Regions from separate parts of the Mus musculus genome. Here region 1 is linked to region 2. Evidence: chromatin loops called from intact Hi-C (ENCODE). Cell type or tissue: heart. All regions are shown on one strand. Each heading gives the region's core, and the rest is flanking DNA. Links, peaks and the distances in the headings are about the cores only.

Evidence for each region. Hi-C counts contacts between places; a loop is a spot of excess contacts. Peaks named below come from ENCODE experiments on the same cell type or tissue, not always from the same donor. Only the 100,000 strongest peaks of a DNase experiment are listed, where the experiment ranks them.
Region 1: it touches region 2 in a loop (2.2-fold over the local background); 1 of 42 quality-filtered maps calls a loop at or near these places.

Annotation. Positions count from the first base shown.
Region 1 is chr14:45,347,897-45,355,962 of GRCm38, reverse strand. It overlaps Styx (serine/threonine/tyrosine interaction protein), which reads right to left and starts at 4,777. Exons shown (of 11, transcript NM_019637.3): 1 at 4,434-4,777; 2 at 985-1,017. The coding sequence starts at 4,490. It overlaps Psmc6 (proteasome (prosome, macropain) 26S subunit, ATPase, 6), which reads right to left. Exons shown (of 14, transcript NM_025959.3): 14 at 6,892-7,380. The coding sequence ends at 7,262. In heart, for the core only: a CTCF peak has its summit at 4,863 (motif pointing right); DNase peaks (open chromatin) are centred at 4,362 and 4,802; H3K4me3 peaks cover 1,861 bases; H3K27ac peaks cover 1,733 bases.
Region 2 is chr14:45,524,665-45,532,730 of GRCm38, reverse strand. Fermt2 (fermitin family member 2) reads left to right here and starts at 2,666. Exons shown (of 15, transcript NM_146054.3): 1 at 2,666-2,797; 2 at 3,140-3,306. The coding sequence starts at 3,150. It overlaps Gm46452 (a long non-coding RNA gene), which reads right to left and starts at 2,509. Exons shown (of 3, transcript XR_001781252.2): 1 at 2,175-2,509. In heart, for the core only: a CTCF peak has its summit at 3,061; DNase peaks (open chromatin) are centred at 2,510, 3,130 and 3,680; H3K4me3 peaks cover 4,368 bases; H3K27ac peaks cover 3,154 bases.

The DNA of each region.
Region 1 (8,066 bases), core at 1,860-6,859, 180 kb after region 2:
ATGGTCCTAACAGCATCTTACAAGTATGAATTACATTTTACTTATGTTTGCATTCCCCATAACATCGAGTTAGTTCTCATATGTACTCACATACAGTTAAAGGTCTAAAAGCGAACTTTCTTCTTCTCTCTCTCCTTTTTAATGAAGCAGAGTTGGGGTTTGATAAAGCATGAGGCTTAAGAGAAAAACACTTAGAAGGGAAAGCAAGACACCTGAGAGCATGGGTGTGGGCTTCCCAAAGAAGAGTCAGTTTTCATTAAGAAAAGGAGCAGATCTTTGCAAGATATGGGATGAAGAGTGAGGGGCACTGCTTATCTTGAGGACTAGCAAAGTTGACTGCAAAGGATAAAAAATACAAAAGAGGCCAGGGCGGTGGTGGTGCATGCCTTTAATCCCAGCACTTGGGAGGCAGAGCCAGGCGGATTTCTGAGTTCGAGGCCAGCCTGGTCTACAGAGTGAGTTCCAGGACAGCCAGGGCTACACAGAGAAACCCTGTCTCAGAAAAAAAAAGCAAAAAAAAACAAAAGAGGATAATTCATTCCAAATAGTAAGTATTCAACTCACTGAGTACTAGATCAGTAAGTTATGGATGTCAACTTGGAAACAGACAAAAAAAAAAAAAGAATAACTACCTAAAACCCTCAATTATTTTATGGTAAATGTCTCTTGAATTTATCCAAACTAGCCAGGAAAGCAAACTGCTTTAAAAGGAACACAAAAAGAGTGACTCATTAAGCACATCTACATATTTCTTTCATCTTAAATCTAATCCAAGTAATATTAAGGATTCATTTTACATATTAAATTTTTTGACACAAATGGCACATATTTATCACATGATATTCTAATGTATATACACAGTGCATAATACTCATAACTGGGTAAATATGACAAACCTACAGATTATGAACCAGCAGGTCTCCTTTGTGAAGTGTAAGTTATTAAATAATAGAGGTCGTTTGAATAAACTAAAAGTTGCCTTACCTGCATCTCTCGTCTCATAGGGTAAGTCCACTCCTTGAAAAGGAAAACAAAAATAAACAGCATGAAAAATATCACAGGCTGGTCAGATGGCTCAAGTCTGACAATCTGAAATTGATCCTTGAAACCCAAGTGACAGAGACCGGAATCCTGAATACTAGCTACCCTTTGAGCCCAATGCTGCAAAGAAATAACTTGGTATGGTGGCATGTTTATGTATTTATTTAGATGATAAAATCAAGAGGATTGCCAAGTTCTATGGCAGCCTGGTCTACACAGTGAATTCCAGGCCAACCAGGGCTATTTTGTCAAACACAAGCACACACATACACACACACACACACACACCCCTCCCTCCCTCCCTACCTACCTACCTACCTACCTACCTACCTATAGTAGATATCCCTGGTGACAGAAACCAGATTACAATTTGCCTGGAGTTATGTTGGGTGGAATGCCTATAGACATTGGATACCTTTCTTTTAGTTTCTTTTAATAAATTTAATTTTCTTTTGCTTTGTGTCTGGGTGTTTTGTCTGCATTATGCCAATGTACCACTTGTGGGCCTGGTTTCTTCAGAGCCAAAAGAGGGTGTCAGATCCTCTGGAACTGGAGCTACAGATGCTGGTAGGCTGCCATGTTGGTGACAGAAGTCAACCAGGTACACTAGAAGAGCAACCACCACTGAAACATCTCTCCAGGCTCCATGGGATGCCCTTTTAAACTGATAAAATATTCTTCTATCTTAGCCTGGCATGGTGACACATTGACTTTAATCGCAGCATTTGGAAGCAGAGGCTGAGAGATCTCTGAGTTCAAGACTAGCCTAGTCTAAAATGTGAATTCCAGGATAGCCAGAGCTACACAGAGACATCTTGTCCTGAACAAACAAATGAAAACAAAGAGCACTTAGCCAAAATGACAGACCATATAACAAAAATAAAGACTAATCCATGACAGGAAAAATTAAAAAGGTAAAGTGTCTTAAGAGTTTTTATTGCTGTAATGAAACACCAGAGCATAAGCAACTCGGGAGCAGGAAAGAGTTTAATCTGGTTTACAAATCCGTAGTCATTGTCTATTGAGGGAAGCCACGGCAGGAATTCAAACCAGATGAGAACCTGGAAGCAAGAGCTGACACAGAGGCCATAGAGGAATGTTTCTTACTGGCTTACCCCTCATAGTTTTCTCCGCTTGTTTTCTCAGCTGACTATAGCTTGTGTTAGGCTGACATAAAATTGGCAGCATAATACCTGTTCTATAAGCTCAGTGCTACAAGCTCAGAAAAAAACATTTTGTAAAAAACAAAAAAGTACAAGAATAAATGGCAATCCTGTATGAAAGCATGTCTGGAAAGGTAGCTCAGGCATCAAGACCAGAGCTCCCATCCCAGTGCTCATGTTACAGGCCAGGAAAGCTCAAATGCATAATACCAGCTCTGACTTAGGCAGAGACAGGAGGACGGCTTGGGATTTCTGGCTTCCAGCTTTGCCAAGAAAACATGAGCCCCGGGTTCAGGCAGAGACCCTGCTCAGAATAGCCACAGTGATAAATGACTGAGTGCATACACAGGGACATCCGTTATGTACACAAATAAGATTTTATAATCTTTAAAAACTTCTTTCAAGCTGGGCATAGTAGCACACCTTTAATTTCAATATTCAGGAGACAGAGACAGGTGGATCCCTGTGAGTTCGAAGCCGGCTTAGATTAGATCCTGCCCCTGACCCCCTAATAGCTTTTTATAAAAACACGATTTTATTTTTTAATTAATTAATTAATTAATTAATTTTTGAGAAAAGGATTCTTTGTGTAGCCCTGGCTGTCCTGGAACTTGCTTTGTAGATCTGGCTTGCCTGCAACTCTGAGATCCATTTGCCCCTGCCTCCCAAGTGCTAGAATTAAAAGCATGTACCATCATGCCCGGCTATAAAGACCAATTTTATAAACAGATTTTTTTAAATTAGGTATTTTCCTCATTTACATTTCCAATGCTATCCCAAAAGTCCCCCATACCCTCCCCCCCACTCCCGCTTTTTGGCCCTGGCATTCCCCAAACAGATTCTTATTAAAGAAAAAATTTAAAAGTGTTCTGTTAAAACAAAAGTATTAACATTGTGTCTATTTTTATTTATACTTCTATTTTAAATTCTATTTAAAGAATCTTATCTGTCCCCAGAATTTTATTTAGAGATTTTTATTACTTTACATGTATTAGTGTTTTGCTTTTGTGCATGTATGTATATTATGTATGCCTCAACCATCACTACTACAAATAAGAAAGAGAATCCTTCAAATGACAGTAAGTCACTTGGGAGAACAGGGGACATTCCTGGGTACACAAGACCTTGTCTTACAAAGTTCCAGGACAGCCAGGGCTACAAAGAAACCCTTTCTCAAAAACCCACCATCACAACAAAACAAATACAAAAAAGTGATCTGAATCAAATGAAGACATTCAATAGAATTGAGCATTTGGTATAAAGTCTCCATCTCATCTGTAACTGAGACTGGTCTCAAATTTGCTATAGAACCAAGGCTACAGTGACCCCTCCTTTCTCCTTCCACCTCCCAAGTAGAGGGGTTACAAGTGTGCCAGCCAAGAGTAGTCCCAAATACCTTTAAAACACTGAGAGATTAAGGGGTGTACACCTTCAATCCCAGCATTTGGGGTACAGAAGCAGGTGGATCTCTTTGGGTTTCAGGCCAGCCTCGTCTAGTGAGTTCCAGGACAGCCAGGACTTATATCAAACACACAAGCAAAACTCTAGAATCCTTTTTTGATCCTATTAAGTGTCACAGGTAAGAATCCTTGTCACTAATTTTAGCCTCTGGCAAACTCTAACTTAACAGTTTCTGGTACCATAAAATATTTGCAACAGATGTTAGGTAAAGAAAAAAATCAAGGTGGGGTGAAAAGAACCCTTAAATCATAAATTGGGAGAATTTTGCTCTCGATAGTACAGGCAAGATTTGTTACTAAAAATTTTCAAATTCAAAGAAGCTTAGCTTTTCTACTCCCCCCCCCCCCCCGCCCCACGCTAGTCATCGTTTTTTGTGGGTTTTTTGGTAGTGGTGGTGGTTGGTTTTTGACTTGAGTACTATTAGAGGGGTGCAATTCCAGAGTTCACGCCTCCGATCTATTCCACACGTGGGGCTGGCTATGTGTCCCGCATGTGAATCTAACATCAAGCTCAGATTAAAAACAACTCCACAGCGTGTTGCTCTGGTAAGGAAGAGTCTGTGTTCACGAAAAGCCTCAACGCCGAGGCGAGTGGTCAAGAGTACTCTCCGGGTTGGCTCCTCCGATAGGGTCCCGCGGGAGGAGGACCTCACTGACGCCCCTTCACGCCCAAGGGGAAAGGGAAGAGTCTGGGACAGTTGGGCCAGAGGCGCTGCTTGGCCGGAGACCCGGGGGCTGCCCGCGGCAGGGCGGGCCGCCGGGCACTCACCTCGGCGTCGTCTTTGCACTGCGGGAGCGAGGGGAACTCCAGTTTCACGTCCTCCATGGTCCCAGGGCCCCGGTGGGTGGGCGCGGTGCGCCCGGCCGCCCTCCGGGCTGGCAGAGGCGACAAGGGAAGGAGGGCGGGCGGGCGGGCGAGCGGTGGGGGGGCTGACGCGCGGCAGGCTCACAGCAAGCACTCGCGGACCACAGGATCCAAGCGGCTGCGACAGGAAGGCGGAGGGCAGGGCGGTGCGCTGCCGGCCGCCATGCTGCGGCCGTGTCCCTCCCGCAGGTCTCCGCGCCCCTCAGAGAGCCGGGATCCGACCCAGGCACGAGCCCATAACCGTCTCCTCCCGCCCCAGCCCACGCGGCCCAGCCAATCCCAGCCCACGCTCGCCGACGGCCCGCCCCCGCCGCCAGGTGTCAGCGCGCCTCCGCCCCGCCCGTCCGCGAGCGCGCAGACGCGGGGGGAGGAGCTTCCCGCAGGGCGGAGCTGCGGCCGTAGGGGAGGAGCGGTCGGGGCCAAGGCCTTCCCAAATGGGATGGGAGTCCGTCCCTTCAAAGTGTCCTCCACACTCAGAGGAATGCTGCTCGATCCAATCCGTGGGGGAAGTCATAACCAAACAGGAAGAGTTCAGCTTAAATTCATGTTAGACTACGAAAAAAACAAAAACAAAAAACCCCGAGATACCCATCATCTTTAAACAAAGTAGAAAGTGGCCTCTTAGGTATACTCCGGAGTGTTAACAACTCAAATTATCCAGAAAATTTCAAGAAAATGATTCTTAAAAAAAGTCATCAGAAATGTAAATGATAGTTTACTTACTAAATTGTATTCGGTACTCTTTAAGATTTCTCCGAGCCTATTTTTCAACATAAAAGATGATTGTGTGAGGAGCTGGCGTTAGAGTTAATAATTTTTGAAGAATATACCTTCTTCAGGGTCTCGCTATGTACACCAGGCTGGTCCTCAAATTTACAAGAGTTCTGAGATGAAATGATTAAAGGCCTGGTTTGAACTTCTGAACCACCTTTGGTCTCACTGAAGGAATCACTGAAGGCTGCAAAGTGTGTAACTAAGACTATCACTACTTTTCACTGTATTTTAACACTACTTCCTAGAGACCTCAGGACTGTCATTATCAAAAAAAAAAAAAAAAAAAATCCTTTAAAGTGGAAGGACCGCGTGTTTAACTTGGATTTCCTCTTAACTCTTTTCATGTTGTCATATATGTAATGCATGTTCAATATACAGGATAGCTGTTCAAAAATTAGGTGGCTAATTAGATGGTCTATGCTCTCTAGTGTTACATAAACTATTATCCAGCTTTAAGAATTACAAAAGGCACAGAATACCCTGCTAGTAATTTTTAATTAAAAAATAATCCAATGGCAAGTATTGTGGTAAATGCCTTTAATTCCACCACTCAGGAGAGGCAAGAAAATGTCTGTGAGTTGAGACTGGCCTAACCCACACAGTAAGTGTCCCAGGCCAGCCAGGGGTACATAGTGAGACCTTGTCTCAAAAAGAAAGGGGAAGCTGGGCAGTGGTGGCATACCCTTTTAATTCCAGCACTTGGGAGGCAGAGGCAGGCAGATTTCTGAGTTCGAGGCCAGCCTGGTCTACAGAGTGAGTTCCAGGACAGCCAGGGCTACACAGAGAAACCCTGTCTCGAAAAACCAAAGAGAGAGAGAGAGAGAGAGAGAGAGAGAGAGAAAGGGAGGGAGGGAGGGAGGGAGGGAGGGAGGGAGAGAGAGAGAGAGAGAGAGAGAGAGAGAGAGAGAGAGAGAGAGAAAAGAAGAATTACATACCTAGCTGGATCATTTATGGTTAGTCCTTTGGTATTTATGAAACTGAAGTTTGATGTCTTTATTTAAACAAGAATTAACTATAAATAATCTCAATTTTTAGACATTGACAATTTCCTTATACAACTTTTGATTGCCACATGAAATTAGAATTGTGTACAGGTAACAGAACTTTTGTTTTGAACATTTAACATTCCATAGAGTAGACACTCTCAGCCTGGTATTTACTGGAAGATATTTATAGAATCCACTGGTGAACCTAAGAAATAATAGATCGCTAGAAATCACATATATGTAAAATTACATGTCCATGAACAGACTTTTCCTGGATCCAGACCACAAAAAGGGAATTATTTTTCACATAAACCAAATTATAAGTATTACTTCCAGTCATAATCTTTAAAAAGTTAAAATTATCAAATACCTAACTGCAATAGGTAAAGAGAATTTCTTGGAAGACACAAGTACATGTATATACTCCATAACCCCACACTCTATGATCTATAAAAGAAGACATTCTTGTGGACTCTGTGAGTACTGTTTAAAATTCAAAGCCCTATTTTAATTTTCAACTTCATCCAGGTTTTCAAATCATATACTTACTAATCCAAAAGGACAAGAATAAATGTGCTTTTAGAAAAGACAAGAGTATATATAGGACAACTTAAAACAGATTTTATTGCTTTTTTTTTAAGGACGAGGAAAACAAAATATAAAATAAGTCATAAGAAATGCTCTCCTCTACTATCTCAATCATTTTGAATGTTGTACAAAATGCTCACAAAGCAAATATGAAAAGCTTCAGGATGTCTTTTGTAAATTCTGCTGAAGTAAATGCAACATCACCAAACATGACTTTCTTCTGTACCAATTTTTAAAAAATTACTGAATTACATACTATTATGTTGCTTATACATGTTTATTCACTTTTAATAAGATCATTGCCAATACATACATTATTTTCCTTAACTTTATTTTTACATTAAACCAATGTCTGTCATGCAGCCACCAAACCCTTCTAGTGAATCACACAGGTTTGTAGTCCAGCTTGGACTCCAGCTTCTTGGAGTCAGCCACTTTCCTGACTGCTTTCATGAAGTCTTCCTGAACTACAAAATCATGATCGGCACGAATTGCAAACATACCTGTGGAAAACAAAACAAATTGCTGCTTATAGTGTGTGCGATGCAGTTCAATCAGTAAGACAGCTAAGCTGGGAACAGTGGTACCTGACTGTAAGTAAGCTCAGCACTTAGCAGATCTCAAGTTCAAGACCAGCCTAACATGTCAAGACCTCATCTCAAAAGAAAAGGGGAAAGAAAACTAAGTGATCTTATCTCTATGGAGGAAATGTGAAGAGATATACACTTACTACTTCTGAGCCAGTAATGCTACTTCATACATTTTCATAAATAGCGTGAGCATTGTTTTTGAAATAAGCAGATACCACAATTACCTGACTATTTAAAATCTGGACTGTGTAGTACTTAATGAAATTAATATTCATTTAATAAAAATCCTGGCAGTATTAAGTGGTGGTACTTAATAAAAACACCTGGAACAAAACATCTGGGCTAGGATGGAACAGGTAGGATGTTTGCTTAACATATGCAAGATCTTAGGTTTGATCTCAAGCAATGCAAAACTAAACAACCAACTTGCAGTGACTTTAATAATGATTACCTGTCACTAAGCAAGGCTTAAGGTTGGGGATATAGCTGTCAGGAGTATTGCCTAGATTATAGACACTTGTTCAACCATCTGTACTGCGTACTATAAGCCTAAAATCCCAGCATTTGGGAGGGAAAGGCAGGATAATCACTATACACTG
Region 2 (8,066 bases), core at 973-5,972:
TCACTTGGAAATAGCTAGAATGTGGAAGCTGGGGCTTAAGAGGCTATGAACCACCACACTTGGCTTCAACAAGTTTGTCTGAGGAAAAGGAATATTCAGAACGGATATTTTTGGTGCTAAGGCATGTTAGAGAAACTCTGGGCTTACTGGAACACATGCGCAGGTCATTAGGAATAAGTCTGGGCCTCATTCCTCATTTCATTTCAAGTATTTACCCCACCCTTCTAAGACTCAAACACATACACATCGTTTTCTTGTTTTGAGCCACTTTTAACGCCTGCTACCTCCTAGCTTATGCCTCCTTTTATATTGCCACAGATCTTTTGGAGATAAGGTGAGGGAAAAAACAGATGAGGTGAATAACAGACGTGTAAATTTTCATGAAATCTCTTTAATAAAGAGATTTCTCCATTGGGATAGACCCCTGATTCTTTGATATTTGTTTTTAATTGGTACCAGTATATTTTCTATAGCTTTTGTACCAACCTATTTGTAAATGTATACATAACATAAATGTATAGTTAACTTTGGGGATGCTAACACACACACACACACACACACACACACGGGAAAAAAGTGACAATCCAGCTCACGAATCTGGTAGCTGCTGTGGCCAGTCTGTCCACCGCACAGAGACGGATTATGGCAGGGAATGCAATTCTTAGTGGTGCCAGAAAAGTCCAGGATGTGGCAGGTTTGAGTTAGTTAGAAAAAGAAAGACTAAAACCAACCAATCAAAAGAAAACCTCTCTTGACCACATCACCCAATAACTAACATTTGGGGAATTTCCTTCTAGTCTTTTTTCAATCTAAATATTTAAAAATGGGTGTGTTCTTTCTTTCTTTCTTTCTTTCTTAATTTTTTTTTTTTTTCTTTTTCAAGACAGGGTTTCTCTATATAGCCCTGGCTGTCCTGGAACTCACTTTGTAGACCAGGCTGGCCTCGAACTCTGAAATCCGCCTGCCTCTGCCTACTGAGTGCTGGGATTAAAGGCGGGTGCCACCACGCCCGGCTATGAGTGCGTTCTTGATTTTACAGAGGCACGTACAGTTTTCTACAGATTTTTGTTTGCTTGCCTTTTTGAGACAGAGTCTCTCTAATAGCCCAGGCTGTCGTGGAACTAACTAGGTAGGACAGGCTGGCCTTGAACTCAGAAAGACCTGCCTGCCTCTGCCTCCTGGGCGCTAGGATTAAAGACATGCTCCACTATGCCTGGTCTGTACAGATTTTTTTTAACCCAAGCAACTAATTCTCTACATTATTAAAAATATTCTCCTATGTATTTTCCAACAACATAATTTCATCAACACTGTTTCCACCCTGAACAACATTGCTTCTAAGTAAACCACCCACAACGTCTCAGAGTAGAAATAACTGGAGAGAGGCAAGCTTGGAGAAGTGCATCAGTTTCTCCATGATGACTGGCTAGTGTTAGCAGAGTGGTTTCCCTTTTTTTTTTTTTTCCACTCCCAAACCTCTGGCATTTGACTCGAGTTTTCCTGCTTTCACTCCCTTACGGGTGTCCACCCCTTTCTGCAGGCTGTGCTTTTTTCTTTTGCTGTTGTGTTGATGAACAAAGGGTTATTTGCGCGGTAGGCTCCCCTTTGAAGTGTCTAGGGCAGTTCACGAAGTCCAAGACACTTTTTAAAAACCAAGATCCTTTACAGTATCTTATCGGACTCTCCTGGACTTAAATAAATTGCTAGAAGAGGCAACCCCTGGCTTGCTGATTCTGAACAGTTCCCTTCAACAGAGTGTAATAGTTAATGGGAACGTGGAAGTGGGCCTTCGGGGACCTTTCTTCGTCACTAGTCAAAGTCTTTAACAGCTCAACATCAGTTCAAAACTACTTAAATGTCTTGGAAGTGTGTGGGAGGGTAAGGAAGAGAATGTGCGTGCATTCAAAATACTGAGTCCTCTAAGTTGCGGAGGAAAAGTCCCAAGTACGCGCCAACAGTTGGCGTGGGTGGAGAAGGGGTCTCGGGGAAACCACTGCCCTCCTGGGGTGGGGTGGGGAGGTCCCCCTTTTCCAGCCGGAGCGCATGAGCCAAGCTTTTGCGTCTGGCAGGCACTTGGGTTCCAGGGGTTAATAATGCTCGCCGACTCTCATGAGTCCAGCAGGAGCCGCAGATTGGTGCGGAACCCTGCTTGCCAGGCAACTTTTGTGGCTCACCGCCCCTCTGTGTCCTTTCTCCTACTTTTGTGGGATGTTCAAGGCAGACATCGTAAAGTTTCTGCATCCCAACTTCTCTTCCTAGCTCCCCGGCGCGGTGCCTTCGCGCCCGGGTTCCCCGCACACGTCCCGGGGCCTGGGAACTTCCCGAGGCAGCTTCTCACGCATGAACCCCGGGGACCCCGCTGCAGGCGCCGCCTCAGCCCCGCGAGCCCCCGCCCCCCACCCCAGCTCCGCAGCCGAGAGCCCGGATGTTGGATTCCATCCCTGCGCCTGGTCCTTCATTTCCATAAAAGGGCAGCGCTCCGCAGGGCCGAGATTGCGGCCGCCGCCTCCCCCCGCAGCGCTCCCCCGAGGCGCGCACCGCCCCGGCCCCACCAGAGCGCGCGCCGCCTCCTCTCCCCCGCGGGAGCGCGGTCAGAGAAGAGCCAGAGAGGAGGGGGCGGAGGCCGGCTGCGGGCGGTGCTGCGGGGCGGGGGCCGGGGCGGGGAGAGGGGGTGGGGCGGGGGCCGCGGTGCCGGGACTCCATTAGCAGCGGCGCGAGGCTTCGCTTTCCTCCCGAGCAGCGACGCGGGTGCCGCCAGCCTCGCCTGTTGCCTCGGGAGCCCGGCGGGAGGAGCGCGGTGAGGGGCGCAGCGGAGGACGGGGCGCGGGGAGGACGCCGCGGGAGGAGCGGAGCGCGCGCCGGCGCGGCGCGGTCTCCCCGGCCGGGTGGGGAGGCGCGGGGCGGTCCGGGCGCAGCGGCGGCGGCGGCAGGTGAAGGCGCCCAAGTCCGCTAGGCGGGCGCGGCGGGCGGAGGCCACGGTCTGGGTGCCGAGTCGCCCGCGCTCGCGCCCTTGGTTGTGCGCGCGTAGCCGCAGCTCCTCCGCCTTCTCCCTCGCAGCGGCCGGCGCCGCGGACTCGGTGGGGTTTGTCTTCCTTTGGGGGAGTGACGCTGACGAGAGCCATTTCCTCCGCGCTCGCAGGAAGGGAGCCATGGCTCTGGACGGGATAAGGATGCCAGATGGCTGCTACGCGGACGGGACGTGGGAACTGAGCGTCCATGTCACGGACCTGAACCGTGATGTCACTCTGAGAGTGACCGGGGAGGTGCACATCGGAGGGGTGATGCTGAAGTTGGTGGAAAAACTCGGTGAGTAGCACCCCGATGCCTCCAATAAAGACTTCCCAGAATGAGAGGAGGGGGTGGGGAGGGAAGACGGCGGGGGGAGGGGTAGAATTGGGAGATCCTAGCTCCTGGCGTGTGCTGCGCTTAAAATGCGAAATTTGTTAACGTTAGGGCGCATAGACGTGCTCCCCTCTGCGTCCTGCTTGTTATTTTGATTTTTACATAAGGTAGTGAGTGATTCGAACCTACCAAATGCTTAACTGCGGATTCCCGGGACGACTTGTTGAAAGTAACGAGGAGAGAGAGTATGCAGGTGAAAGTTGTGAATGTGGTATTACGGGTCTGTAGGTGTTCCCACCTCTTATCCTCATGGAACCTGGATGTTGATGGTGGTGTTTATTGGGGAGAGTGTACAGTCAGCCCGGTCTGGAGAATGTGCACTGGTGTTGGTCGGTATGAAGTTTCAGTAGCTGTACTACGTGATGGAGTGCCCTGAAATGTTCCACTCGTCCGCTCTTGCGAGGGGTGGGGCAGTGCTTGACAAACTTGGTATCTGTATTCTGAGTTGGAAGTAAGCTATCAGGAGCATTAAGAAGCCAACGAAAGAACTTATTTTTTATTTTTTGTTTTTTTTTTGTGTGTGTGTGTGTGTGTTTTGTTTTTTTAAAGCAGACACTAAACTGAGTTGAAGATGACAGTATTTGAGTGCACATAGATACTGCATTGATTCGGACTTGATTGTAAGGAAGGGCTATCACCCAGGATATTCGAGAAAACTGCACTCCACATTTTGTGATAAGGCAAACCATTTTTCACCTGGCAGATTGACCAGACTAGATAAGATGGGTGATTTTATCCGGAGAGCGTTTATCAGAGCAGCAGCTTTCTGGCCTGTAAAATGCTTGCTGCTTTGTATAATGAAGTGATAAGGTGTTTTGTGTGGGGATGTCTTTTGTGGCAGGGTTAGTTGGTTTTAATCAGCATTCATGTCTCAGGCCATCCTGGAAAAGTAATGAATATTCGTTTCTCAGAAAAAGTATTTCTTACCAAAGGGGAGGGGGAACTGCATATTTACCATATAACGTAAATGAAATAGAAGTTTGATATAATTTGGGAATTAGACTGAATTCATTTATTAGGTGACTCTGCTTTATGCCCCTGGAGGGAACTTTATTGTTGGAGGACTAAAGAGGAGTTAATTGCAGGGGGCCCTTCTTAGTACTGTCCATTGATTGACTCCCAGAGATAGCCCAAGAACGAGCCCCCAAGGGGCCCTTTAAGAATTCAGTTTTGCTGCTTTAATCAAGTAACTGTCAGTTTACGTTTGGTTTTTTGTTTGTTTGTTTGTTTTTTGAGTCAAGTAAATCACTGTTTGCAAAATATTTACCAACCTTTTTTGAACAGTTCCACTTGAGGATGAAAACTATCCCATATGGTTCCTGTTTGACAAGGAAACAGTCATTTGTATCAGATTGTCTTATGCGTGATAAGTGGACCTTATTAATACATTATAGCTTTTCCTTATTTTAGTTAGTTTTTGGTTTTGTTATCTCAAGCAAGAGTCTCACTCTGTAGCTCTGGCTGGCCTTGAACTTGCTATGTAGACCAGACTCACAGAGATCTGCCTGCTCTGTCTCTTGAGTTCTGGGATTAAACGGGTGTCTTCCTCATGGCCAGCTCTTCAGAGTAATTTTTTTTTTTAAGCAGTGCAATAAAAGATCTGTCAAGGGTGACTTAGACAAGTTGGGATTCTAAAAAACAAAACAAAACAAAACAAAACAAAACCAAGCTTTAATGAATAAATAATGATTTCTACTGTATTTACATCACTGATTGACTGTTATGAAATCACAATTATAAATAGAATTGTTGGGGGTGAGCTGTTTGTAGACAGGATTGATGTTATTTTTGAGTAACTATCTTACCAATGCTGATGCTGGTTAATTACATAGAACAGTGGGGGCAGGAATGGCTTTGCACCTGGGAATTCTGTACCTGTCTTTGGTGGCACCAGTCCTCTTGAGTTTTAAGTCCCAAATGGAGGAGGCATTTTTCAGCAAACTTCTGACAAGTACACAGAGTGGGGTACCATTTAAAATGTCCACAGCTCAGACCAGTCAAATTAGAAAGGAATTTTGTAGTTTTTCAGGTTTGTCTTAACATTGGGATGGGCTGCCTTCTAAAGCCCTGCGTGTTGTCATCAGCAAAGGGATTAAAGGGCACTTGTCAATAGTGGCCGACTAGATCAAAGCAGCCTACAGGGGTAAGAGGTGGAGGTTGGTTTAGGGTTGAGATGGGACAGTGTCTGGTTTCTTCAGAGTGAACAGCAGTAGTGGGCATGTAGCTGGCCACGGAGCAGTTAGTAACACTATACTGCAGGCAGTTTTCACTTGTATGTTCAGGTGCCCACTGTCTATAGAATAACCGTTTCAACTTCACTGGAGGGTATATGATTAGCAAAGGCCTTATGATTCAAAGCTGTCTTTACCTACAGCATCCACAGCACCCTGGGATTCCCTAGAGTTTAATAGATCCCAGGTTGACCCCCCCTACCCCCACCCCCATGCATGTGGAAGCTCTGGAATGAGGGTACTTTTGCTGTGCTTGGGTTCTCAAAGATGCAGGTGAGCAGAAAAGGGGGCAGCCATTGTGTACAGTAGGTTTTATTGTACAGCCACAGTGTTCCTCCTAGAACAAACGAAGTCAGAAGCGTTAATGATGCCTGCTTGTCGTATGTCAGCAGTACCTTTGTATTTTGTTGAAGTCTTTTATAAAGAACATTTGCATTTCAGGGACTGTTATTAAAACCTGATTCTCAGATTTATTACTTTAATTCCAACATCTGAAAAGTCTCTTACATCTTAGTGTGGAGCACATTTGTCATTCTGCTTTAGGCCTGTAAAAGAAAACAAGAAATATATGCTGTGAAGGCGATATGGGCTTTAGGGACTTACAGCTTGATGAAACAAACTTATGATTGGCCCTGTGTAGGCTGATCATAGACGGTCTCTTTGCTGTACACCTCGGTGTATGTGAAAAATGGTTTTCTCCTCCTTCTTTAAAAGCCATATGGAGCACTTCAAACAGGGGCTTTACATTTACTGCAATCTTTTTTATTAAAAGTAAAATGTTAGTGGCCAGCTGTGGTGGCGCACACCTTTAATCCCAGCATTCAGGAGGCAGAGACAGGTGGATCTCTGAGTTTGAGGCCAGCCTGGTCTACAGAGTGAACTCCAGGATAACCAAGGCTATAGAGAGAAACCCTGCCTCAAAAAAAAAAAAAAAAAAAATTTAAATGTGCATAGTTTAAAGTGTTTCTTTAAATTGTGTATAAATGGTACTGTTATATAAGGATAATTTCATACAAGTATATTTCATGTATTGAGCATATGTTAGTTTGTTTTGAATCAGCATCTTGTGTACCCTCTGCTGGCCTGGAACTCACTATGTAACCTAGGCTGGCCTTAAAAGTACTAGGATCCATGGGTATACTACCATGTCTGGTGTATATAGTTTTTTGTTGTTGAGGTTTTCTTGTTTGTTTGTTTAAGAAAAAATTAAACTATATCAGGATAAGGATTATAAAAAAAGATGAAAAGAGGATACAATGTAAAACAATTATATCTAAAAATAAATGTTAAAAGAAGGCTTAATTGGCTGGGATCCCTCTAGAGATCACTGCAAAGCAATTACAGAGCGCAAGACCTGTGAGAGTCAGCGTTCCATCAGCATTGAGGGTTCTGGGGACCAAGGGGATGCTTAATTACGTTCTGGTTTTCCTTTTTCTCTAGGCACTCTGCCTGAGCTTTTGTTCACTAAGTTTTAGAGTCACTTTTAGACGACTTCTTACAATTTGTGCCTCTCTAAAAATACTAATTTTCAGTGGTGAGTAAGGAATTTATAATCTTATGGAACTCAATGAATTGGAAGTCTCAGCAGCCAGCTCGGTGAGCTGGGAGGAGGGAGTCCACTTAGGACTGAGTTCTCCTAGCTCTGAGTCTGAAGTTCAATCGTATCCGATGATCGTTGTGGGACTCAGTTACAGTACAGGAGAAATGAATGGAGCTGACTTAAAATCTGAAACTCGCCCTGCCTGGTAATACACACCCTTAATCCCAGCACTTGGAAGGCAGAGGCAAGTGGGTCTCTGAGTTTGAAGCCAGCCTGGTCTGTACAGTGAGTTCCAAGTTGGCCAAGGCTACAAAATGAGACCTGGTCTCAAAAGGGGGGTGAGGTGGGAGTGAGGATCTGGTTAGGTTTTAAAGTTAGCATGAATAATCTAAATTAAACTACGATAATATTAAAGTTATTTACGGGTTACTCAATGTGATTTTTAAGCCTGCATTTATTGTATGTACAGATAGCAAGTTAGAACTCCGGGAACTCTAAAAGCAAGTTTTCAGTTGAGTGCCAGATGAAAGGTGTTGGTACACAGTAGGGGCTTTATTACTTTAAACACTAAGTTGAGAGGTTGACAGTATGCACACAGGGAAAGAAACCACATAAGTGGACAGCTCTCTTCCCATCTCTGTGCTTACGGCTCCCTGAGGGAGGAAGACTTATTCTGTAGAATGGTGTCCATGCTGGGAAAATCCTGTTTCCCCCTTTGAAGTCTTACAAGTGAATTTGTGGAAATTAAATATCTGGGGAATGCGTCACTGACTCCAGCTGAAGTGTGGTTGGTATAAGGCAGGTTTTCTAAGTCTTTGAATGGAGGAACAGTTGGCCAGTCACTAAAGTGAATTGAATCCGAGTTAAATCTGATAGCAAGTTTCCTAAGTGTT